2 separate regions of the Homo sapiens genome follow, and region 1 is linked to region 2. A link is a loop called in an ENCODE intact Hi-C map of the cell type or tissue named here. Cell type or tissue: A673. All regions are shown on one strand. Each heading gives the region's core, and the rest is flanking DNA. Links, peaks and the distances in the headings are about the cores only.

Region 1 (5,390 bases), core at 213-5,212, 320 kb before region 2:
GGAATGTCAAAAAGGCATGTAGGTATATGCATCTGGAGTTCAGAGGAGAGGTTTTGACTGAAGAAATACTTTGGGAGATTACTTAGCCTATAGGAATACTTTAGGGGAATCTTTAGCCTACAGGATTGCAGGTTCTGAGATTATCAGGGAAGAGTGCTACATTGTTCAATGAATATTTGCTGAATGAATAAATGAACAACTCATTTAAAATGTAAGTCATAAGAAAGAGAGACAAAATTTAAATCTTGACTGTGCCACTTGTAAGCTGTATGACCTTCTGTAAATCACTTAACAACAGTGAGCTCAATTTTCTCATCTGTGAAAAGGGAAACAATAATAACCAGCTCGCTTGGTTGGTTTTAGGATTAATGAAATTACAGTTATAAAGTGCTTAACAGTGAATGGCACACAACAGCCTCCAGTAGATGTTAACTTTCCTCCACTTGACTTCCACAATACCCAGTGCTGTAGGTGAAACTTCCTACTGCACCTTTACCAAGCAGCTCCTCTCCCCTTCTGCCTTTCTCCCTCCTTTCCTTTGCTTCCTTCCGTTACTGACTTGTGCGTGCTCTCTCTTTATCTTTCTGTGTGTGTGTGTGTGTGTGTGTGTGTGTGTGTGTGTGTGTGTGTGTATGTGTATGTGTCTTTCTGTTAAAACCCATTGAGTGCCTGCTACCTATATGTATAATGCTTCTCTTGGACACTGAAGATACAGCAGTGAACAAAAGTGTAGTAGCACAGAACACAAGCAATCTTGTGGTTTACATTACCCTAAAAATAGAATTAAACCAAAGACCCACTTAATCTAATTAACAATGATAAAAGTGAGTCACTACAAAAGAAAAAAAAATGACTTAAAAGCAGCCATAAAGAATGAAATCTTGTCCTTTGCAGCAACATGGATGGATCTGGAGGCCATTATCCTAAGAGAATGATCTCAGAAAACAGAAAACCAAATACCACATGTTCTGACTTATAAGTGAGAGCTAAACAATGGGTACACATGGACATAAAGATGGAAAGAATAGACACTGGGGACTCCAAAAGGAAGGAGGGTAGGACGGGAGCAAGGATTGAAAAAGTTACCTATCAGGTACAATGCTCACTATTTGGATAATGGGTACGCTAGAAGCCCAATCCCCACCACTACAAAACATGCGCATATAACAGACACATGTACCCCAGAATCTAAAATAAAATAATTTATTTTTTTAAATTGTCAGTAAAAAGAAGAGAAGCAAAGAAGTTTCCACTAGTTTCTAGAGAGGTAACTAAAAAATTCCACCAATATGAACTCTTCCCTCCCTTGGCATTTTGTTTACCCCATGCTGTGCCCCACCGAGTTGCTTCCTGGATTGTGAAAAGAAGCTCTAAGGAAAGAACGAGGAAGTATACAACTTAATGCAGAGCAACAATCACAGAAGCACTTTAATCAGGAGACACAGGAAACTTTTATCTTGAAAAGCTGAAAAGAAAAAGACTAAAAAAAGTGTTAATCCAGTTTTTCTGTCATAGCTTAATATGAGCAATTGCAATCATTCTGTTAAAATAAACGGCTTTCTCACAAAACTTGAGCATTTATGTCCTTAACCTCTTAGACACTTGTCCAGCAGTAAAGCTGGGACAACACTTCCCATTGGAAAGATGGTTGCGGAAATTCATTGAGGCCATCCACTGAAAGCATCTAGAACAGCCCTGGGTACAAAGCAGACAATTTTTTTTTATTATTATTATACTTTAAGTTCTAGGGTACATGTGTACAACGTGCAGGTTTGTTACATATGTATACATGTGTACACGTGTACAACAGCACATGTTGGTGTGCTGCACCCATTAACTCATCATTTACATTAGGTGTATCTCCTAATGCTATCCCTCCCACCTTCCCCCACCCCACGACAGGCCCCGGTGTGTGATGTTCCCCACCCTGTGTCCAAGTGTTCTCATTGTTCAATTCCCACCTATGAGTGAGAGCATGTAGTGTTTGGTTTTCTGTCCTTGCGATAGTTTTCTCAGAATGATGGTTTCCGGCTTCATCCATGTCCCTACAAAAGACATGAACTCATCCTTTTTTATGGCTGTATAGTATTCCATGGTGTATATGTGCCATATTTTCTTAATCCAGTCTATCATTGATGGACATTTGGGTTGGTTCCAAGTCTTTGCTATTGCAAAGCAGACAATTAACAATGTCACTACCAGCTCCTTCCCCTCTCCCTCTTGCATTTTTAAAATAAATTCTGATATTCACACACACACACGCACCCCTAGCTCAATCTTTTACAGAATTGTGAAAAAATAAATTTAGATTTTATTGAGCACGTCTAATTTCTTTTGGGGAAAGAGTCTTCTCTTGTATTAAGAAAAAGATAGCAGATTTATGTCTATAATGCTTTCATAAATAAATCAAATGCAAGTATAAAAGAACCTACTCAAGACTGAAATTCTGTCATATAACAATAGGTAACATAACAGAAATCTGTCTTTGATTTGTCTTCTCAAGTTCTGGAAATCAACATTTTAAATAATTTTATTTATTAATAGTGTTTATTGGAAAGTGCAGAGTAATTCACTTCTTAGTCATAAAAGAGAAGCTGAAAAGTTGATATTTGGCCACCAGATGGCGCCAAACCCCTAAATATTTTTGTGCCAGGCATTCAAAGCGCTCAAAAGTTAATTTAGAGCTAAAGGTTAGGCACTTGTTTATTGACTTTTATGCTTATATGTACAGCCATCTTGGAGAATCATAAAAAATAATTTCCCACAGATCACGACTCCTTTATGTGACCCTACCACATTCTTGCTTTGCTGTTGTCATTCTAATATATCTAGTTGAAAAAGTACTTTTCACCACCAGACCCTCACCACATAAGCTTAGTGAAGAATTTATTCATTAAACATTAAACCATGAATGATAAAAAAGTGTTAAATAAAATTTCTCCCAGCTCTCAAGTTTTAGTTATTTTAAATCCAAAACAACCCTGTAAAAACTGATTCAAACCAGCTTTCTAGGATCATTAAAGTTTGGGATAGAAAGTAAAACTGTTTCAGATGTATTAACGGGACATGGAAATTTCATTCTTAAGTACTGTGCATAGCTGCTTCTTTCCAAAGAAGTTACCCTTCATATGTGTCTTCTTCTCAACCTGCCAATCTCAGTACTGTGTATTTTTAAATCTGTTCTACATGTTTCTGGATGATACTATAAGATTTTGAGTTGTCATCTCATTGAAATGATTTCATTTTCAACATTCTATTTTTTATTTTTAAATGTAGGATACAGAATATACTGAAATTATAGATATTTGACATTTTAAGTTAATAAGTTAGAAATAATCAAAAAGAATATTAGAAATTTTCATTAAGAATTGAAACATATCAATATTGATAGGTTATGCAGTTATAATCTACAACTTCCAAAACCTCAGAAAATTAAAAAACAAAAGTTTATTTCTTGCTCACACTCCAACTTCACTGCAGGTCATTTTGGGCTCCTCCACATCAAACTCACTCTAGGAACCCAACTAAGGGGTCAGTCACCAACTGGAATATTCCTAGTTTCTATAACACAGAAGAAAAGAGCTAGAAAATACATACTTGCCCAAAAAGCTTCCATCTGGAAGTGACACATCACTTTCACTCACCTCTCTTTGGACAAATTAGTCACATGGGTACACCAAACACCAGTGGACCTGGAAAGTAGAAACCTGGAAATAGATGATGAAGAGTTGCTATAATTCATAAATATTAAATCATTATACCCATATATAACAATGTTTTGGGGCTACTATGATAAAAAAAATTTTATAAGAGTTTCTATGTCCTTACCAAATCTTCTTTGTATTTTCAATCTATGTAGGGTAAAAGATTAAAGAAAATGTAAAAAGTTCTTCTTTTTACAGATATTAAAACTGGAGAGAAAAGACATATTTGAAAAATAAAAATTCTTGGGACAACCAATGCCAGAAATTTTGACAAATATTCTCATAAGTGCTAAAGCAGATGAGTGAGGAAGCACAAGGTGTTAGTTAAAGAGTAACTGAAAGCAAGGAGATTTTATCTGGGTGTCACCAGAAGTGCAGCATTTGTATTGAAGTAGCTGGAGGACATTAGAAAAAACAGACAGACAGACAGGAATAAATGAGGATGTTAAGGAAGAATTTTACAAAATCTCTACTAAGTTTCCCAGATCAGCAAACATTTTCAGAGACAGAGAGAGAGAGAGAGAGAGAGAGAGAGAGAGTGTGTGTGTGTGTGTGTGTGTGTGTTGGAGAGAAGTGGGACGGGTGGGATAGTGGAAAGAAATCAATCCTCAAAGTTGCCAACTCACTTTTCCCAAGGAAAATTTTTTTAAAATTCTTCCATCAACTATCAACTCAATTTTATGAAGAATATTTTATCACAAAAAGCTAAAATAATATTGGAATTTTAATTTTGAATAATTTTAGCTTTATACAACCCTAACTTTATCATGTTACTGTGGACCAGTAAAAACTTTGTCACAAGCCAGTTTCTGTGAATAGCTGACCTGAAATGGAAAGTCCAAATTGAGATTAATAATTTCATCCAGTTGGCAATGAACAACTACTGTACATCTTTAAGTAGAGAGCTGCCTAGAATTGGGGGATGGAGCTGGAAGAAGGAATCTAGAAGAAGTGAGAACTTCCAAAATGACCCTGATGTAACCCTGAAACTTATGGGGACCTAGATTAGGATGCAGACAGAGAAAAAGGAGAGGAGTATTTTAGAAGGAAAACCAAAAGGAAACCTTAAAAATAAGCCTATTTTCCCACTGGAGGAAAGGTTTAGTTTGTTTTGGTTTGGTTTGGTTTTAATGGTTTGTATAACAAACAGAGTTCTTAAATGTCTAACACATCAAAATGGTCCATAGATCTTGAAAAAATGCTACATAAACAAAGATATAATCCAGTAATGAGAAAGAACAGTATTTCAACATCTTCCGCGGGTTAGGGGCTATTACTTAAACCTTCATCTGGTAGACTTGACCCCTGGGGAAGGCAGCAAACTGATCTTGTTTATGTAACTCTGATCTCACTTTTGTTTTTACTTTTATCATGACCCATTCAACCACGCAGCTACATGAAAACAATACTGAGGAACAGCCATGTACTAAAGTATGAGATGGTTATTTGTACCTTTGCAACTCTGAAGAAGGAAAGCATTACTTAGCTTAGACTACAAGTATTTATCAAGAATTATTGAAACTGGCCAGGCGCAGTGGCTCACGCCTGTAATCCCAGCACTTTGGGAGGCCGAGGTGGGTGAATCACCTGAGGTCAGGAGTTCGGGACCAGCCTGGCCAACATAGTGAAACCCCCGTCTCTACTAAAAATATGAAAATTAGTCGGGGTGGTGGCAGGAACCTGTAA
Region 2 (5,390 bases), core at 324-5,323:
GTCCAACAACCAATGAATGGACAGGGAAAATGGTAAATTCACACAATGGAATACTATTCAGCCATAAAAAAGAATGACAGCTGGGTGCGGTGGCTCATGCCTATAATCCCAGCACTTTGGGAGGCCAAGATGAGTGGATTGCTTGAGTTCAGGAGTTCAAGAGCAGCCTGGGAAACATGGCGAAACCCTGTCTCTACAAAACAAACAAACAAACAAACAAAATTAGCCAGGCATGGTGGCATGTGCCTGTAGTCCCAGCTACGTGGGAGGCTAAGGTGGGAGGATCACTTGAGCCTGAAGTGGAGGTTGCAGTGAGCTGAGTTCGCGCCACTGCATTCCAGCCTGGGTGACAGAGTGAGACTCTGTCTCAAAAAAAAAAAAAAAAAGAAAAGAAAAGAAAGAAAAGAAAAGGTTGGTGCAAATGTAACTGCAGTTTTTGCCATTACTTTTAATGACAAAAATCACAATTATTTTTGCATCAACCCAATATTATTTATGGCAACATAGATGGAACTGGAGGACATTATGGTAAGTGAAATAACCCAAGAACAGAAAGTTAGACATTGCATGCTCTCACTCATGTGTGGAAGCTAAAAAATGTTGATCTCATAGAAGTAAAAAGTAGAACAGAGGGTACTAGAAGCTGGGAAGGGTAGGGGGAAAAAGGGGATAGGGAGAGATTTGTTAAAAGATATAAAATTACAGCTAGATAGAAGAAGTAAGTTCTTGTGTTCTATAGCACTACAGGATGACTATAGTTAACAATATTTTATAGTTTCAAAGTGCTAGAAGGAGGATATTGAAACTTCCCAACACAAAGTAATGATGAATGTTTGAGATGATAGATATGCTAATTCTTTTAATCTGATCACTACATGTTATATGTATCAATACGTCACTATGTACCCATAAATATACAATTATTATGTGTCAATTAAACAATAAAATGAAAAGTGTTTATCTCTGTAACAACTGTCAAACCTGTCACCTACTTTTTATTCCCAGGCACACTGCCAGAACATCTACAGTCTGAAATATAACAATAACCTACCTACTTAGAGCTGCTCTTTTTTTCAATATCCTCTCCTAAACATTTCCAGTTATCTTTCCAGTACAAACATGTCATCCCATTCAAAATGAAAAAAAAATTAATTGACAAAATTAAAAAAATTAGAACAATACAAAGAAAAATCACAACTTCGATGGCTTCCCCTTGCTTAAAGATTGAAGCTCAGCATCCCAAGCATGGAAAGCCGGCGTTTAAACCAATCTACCCTTTCTGTCTCCTCTCCTACAACTTCTTCTCTAATTGCAAGACCTTTCTTTTTCCTTCTCAACACGTTGCTTAATCTAGGCGAGATTAGTCATTTTCCCTTCTTGCAGCCTTGGCTAACAGTTTTCTCTGCCTGAAATTCCCATCTCTAACCATACACTCATTTATTATTTAATAAGCATTAAATGTGTCATAATCTCAGGGGCAAGTAAAATGAATGAAGTATATCAGGTCTGCTCAGGGCTTGGAAATTGCTGCCATGCAAATACTGCCTTCAAAAAAAGCCAGCAATTCAGGTTTTTAATGTGAAAATTCTCAATTTTAAAAGTTTGAAGCAACTATTTGAAAATCTAAAACAATCTTTCATATAACACTGTGTGTCTGCCAAGCAAAACACACCTGCAGGCTGTCAGTTTGGACCTTGTTCTTAGTTCCACTAGGCCCTAGGGATCTAAAGGTGACCAAGACTGAGCCTCTGCCCTGATGGCTCTGCCCTGATGGTCAACAGGCCCCTACTCACTCTCAAAATGCTCTCTTTACATGGCACCTGCCATACTAGATTCTTAGAGCTGATTGTTCACTCTTTGAATCATCAGATCCCAGAGAGGCCGGACTGTCTTCTTTACCACCTGGCAATAGTAAGTGCTCACCTGTAACTATAACCACAGACAGTTGTCTATATAGAAACTTGTAGCAACTTGGTTCTAAACTTTTAATTGTTTTGTATTTTCCCCTTCCTAAGTTGATAATGTCCTTGATTAGGCACCATCATGTAAGCTATGATCTAACTGAAGAGTTTGTCTGCTCAGGTGCAAACCTAAAAAATGACTGGAGTCACATTTCAATTGTATGCTACAATTCTGAAGGTGTGTATATGTCTGTGTGTTTGCCACACATGATCCTTGCAAGATGGTAGCCAAAAGAAGGACTATTTAGAGATAATTTAATAAATTTAAGAAATTCTTTTAGTCTAGGACAGATCGTTTCACTTTGGAAAACAAGGAAAATGTGTTCATTTGTTCCATTTGTTAATATCAGGGTGCAACATTTTTCCATTTAACAAAAGTACTAAAAATCTCAGCTTTCATTTTTGCTGCAGTTATATAATTTCTAGTTATCCAAGCATGCTTATAAAACTAATTTAAGCTGGGCACTGCTGGACTTAGGGGATGTCAGTCATGTTTTAGTGAACCAAACACTCTCATTTCACTAAGCATCACACTTAAGAGGGGACTGCTTGAACATCACTATTTCACTCCTCAATTGATCTAATTTCTAGACCCAGCCACAATCCAAATATGTGCATTGATCTTACATGACTGCCATTTGCAAAGTTGATAAACATCAATCCTACTGAAAAAGAAATATGTTTGTGTAGTTACTTCGATGTTCAAAATGAAGGAGAATAAATATTTTGTCTTCCCTAATTGTATAATGAGCAAGTTAGAATCCCAGTCATATTTCAAATGTTAAGGATTTAGGTTCCTATCATTTTATTTTACAACTCTATATGATGTTATTATGTACACAAATTCACCTGTGTGTGGATGCTTGACTCTTTAATATTGAAATTCTATGCCTTGTGTTCATTAAGATAAATGTATGTTGTCACTAACCAAATTGTAAGGCTTACCTGCAGACTGTTGAAAATGACAAAGAGAACCAACATCCAGAAGTGTCTGTAGGCCATGTGTAGTCCTCCCCAAAGCCATGTCACGGAAATCAGAGCAAAGAGATATAAAATCAGTGGAATTTCTAGAAATAAAAAAAAAAGAATTTTTGAGCTTCAGAATACTGCACAGTCACATGTATACACAGTTATTTTTGGCTTCTTTCTGTGGTATTCTAGTGCCCATTTTGAGAGAACAACCTTGGAAATCCCATTCTTATGCCAGAGGGGAGAAGGCACATTGCTGAGTCCACATTCTGTTTTGCAAATGGGGCTGCTGGTAGGCCCAGGGATGGCTGGGGGAGGATGAGAACTGTTCCTCTCCTAGACTACCACCTGCTGGACTGTTCAGTAAGTACCACAAAGCAACAATGGATTTGTAGAAATCTCCTTAAAAGACTGTTCCACCAGAAAATGGCAGGCAGTAGTGTGCTCCCGAAATTAGCATATTCCAACCAGGCACTTAAGAACAGAAATTATATAACATCGTGCGTGTGTGCGTGTGTGTGTGTGTGCATGCGCACGTGTGTGTGTGTTGGAAAAACCTGTACTCACATCTTTTTTCTGACTGAGAAGACACCAAAATTTATTGGTAAGTTTAAGAGCAAAGATGAAGTGACTGATTCATAATGATCAACTAAACTTATTCTACACATGTTCTAATGCAGTTTGTTTCAGACGTTTTCAGAATAGATTTTCTCAGGGCCAAGGGACTTTATTACCCTTTCCACTTGTCTATTTTGAGTTTTCTTTGCTATCTGAGTTTTAGAATAATAACCATATAGAGGCGATCTTAATATTTAAGTGACAAGTTATATAAGATTTAGAAAGTGAATCGGATCTTTGCAGCCACAAATAAACACATTTTCAAGCTGTTGAAAGACATCAGGGTAGACCACACCACTGACAACTTTCATGACAGACCTCAAAGCCCTTCTTTACCCACTATCATCAATTAACACCTAAAATCCTCGTCCACTATGGAAATTTAAACAGTTGCTTACAACTTTAGCAATTTTCAAATTTAATTTTACTTGGAAACAATCTCAAACATACAGAAGACGTGCAAGTAGAGTACAATGAGAAAGTTTTTTTTTCCCTGAATTAATTGAAAATTGTGAATCTGATCCCCCATTACCCTCTGAATAATGTGTATTTTCTACAAAGACATTTTCCTACATAAACATGATGCCATCAAATTAGGAAATTAACACTGATATAGTACTATCATTCTCAGATTCCATTTTATTATACCAGTAATTTCCTTTTTAGCAGAGAGATCCAGAGATCCAGTCGTGTATAGTTGACACGTCTTCGTAGATTCTTAATCCCAAATGGGTCTTCTGTGTGTCCTTGACTTTTGTAACCCTGACACTTTTGATGATTACCAGCCAGTTTTTCTTGCAGTGTCCTTAAATTTGAGTTTATTTGATTTTTCTCGTGATTAGATTTAGATTATAAGCCGTTAGAAATCACAGAAGGGATGCTGAGTTCATCTTACAGCATTCTATAAGGTGACGCAAGAACTCAATTTTTCCCGTTACTGAAGATGTTCATTTTGGTCACTTGATTAAGATGATGGCTGCACAAATTCTTCACTGTAAAGTTAGCATTTTCCCCTGTGTAATTAAGAAGTTTTATATGTGGCATTTCTTTGAAACTATGTAAATATCTTTTTCCTTATCAAATGTTTGATTTATCCACTTATTTATCTTCTAATGTAGACTAATATATTCCTGCTTATTTAGCATATTATCCATTATTCTTTCTTTTCCCCTTCCTTCCTTCCTTCCATCCTTCCTTCCTCCCTCCCTGCTTCCTTCTTTCCTTTTTTGTTTTCTTTCTCTTTTCTTTTTCCTCTCCTTTTCTTTCACATAGGGTCATACAAAGTCTTTCTCCATTGCCCAGACTGGAGTGTGGTGGTGTTGTCACAGCTCACTGCAGGCTTGACCTCCTGGGCTCAAGCCATCCTGCCACCTCTCAGCCTCCCAAGTAGCTGAAACTATAGGCGCATGCCACCACGCCCACTTAATTTTTGTACTTTTTGTATAGATGGGGTTTCGCCATGTTGCCCCGGCTGGTCTTGAACTTCCGGGCTCAAGCGATCCGCATGCCTTGGCCTCCCAAAGTGCTGGGATTACTGGTATAAGCCATGGTACCCGGCCACTATCATTGTTTATTTCGATGCCAAGTTGTCCCTAGCAGGAGCCCTTTCAAGATGGTTTCTGTGACTTTGGTTATATCCTCATCATTCTACTAGCAGTTGTTTGCTTTTTGGCCCAAGATGTTTCAAATATTCTCTGCCCCAGTCCTGGTTTCTTTTAGGGGAGAATGGTATTTAGAAACTGTGATCTGGGGCTAGGTATGGTCACTGCTGTTGCTGCTCCTAAGCTCTCTTAGTAGATAGAGGATACACATGCATATGCACACACAAACACATTTAGATCT

What was found. Peaks named below come from ENCODE experiments on the same cell type or tissue, not always from the same donor. Only the 100,000 strongest peaks of a DNase experiment are listed, where the experiment ranks them.
Region 1: a loop joins it to region 2, with 7 times the contacts of the local background. A loop is called at or near these places in 30 of 110 quality-filtered maps.

What each region holds. Positions count from the first base shown.
Region 1 is chr5:91,417,026-91,422,415 of GRCh38, reverse strand. ARRDC3-AS1 (ARRDC3 antisense RNA 1) reads right to left here. Exons shown (of 3, transcript NR_027435.1): 2 at 3,645-3,707; 3 at 1,701-3,561. Among named protein-coding and RNA genes, the nearest start is that of ARRDC3, 36 kb to the right of the region's middle. In A673, for the core only: a CTCF peak has its summit at 2,595 (motif pointing right); DNase peaks (open chromatin) are centred at 1,365 and 2,635; H3K27ac peaks cover 1,380 bases.
Region 2 is chr5:91,099,857-91,105,246 of GRCh38, reverse strand. ADGRV1 (adhesion G protein-coupled receptor V1) reads right to left here. Exons shown (of 90, transcript NM_032119.4): 87 at 2,907-3,028. Among named protein-coding and RNA genes, the nearest start is that of LUCAT1, 210 kb to the left of the region's middle. In A673, for the core only: a CTCF peak has its summit at 3,297 (motif pointing left); a DNase peak (open chromatin) is centred at 3,266.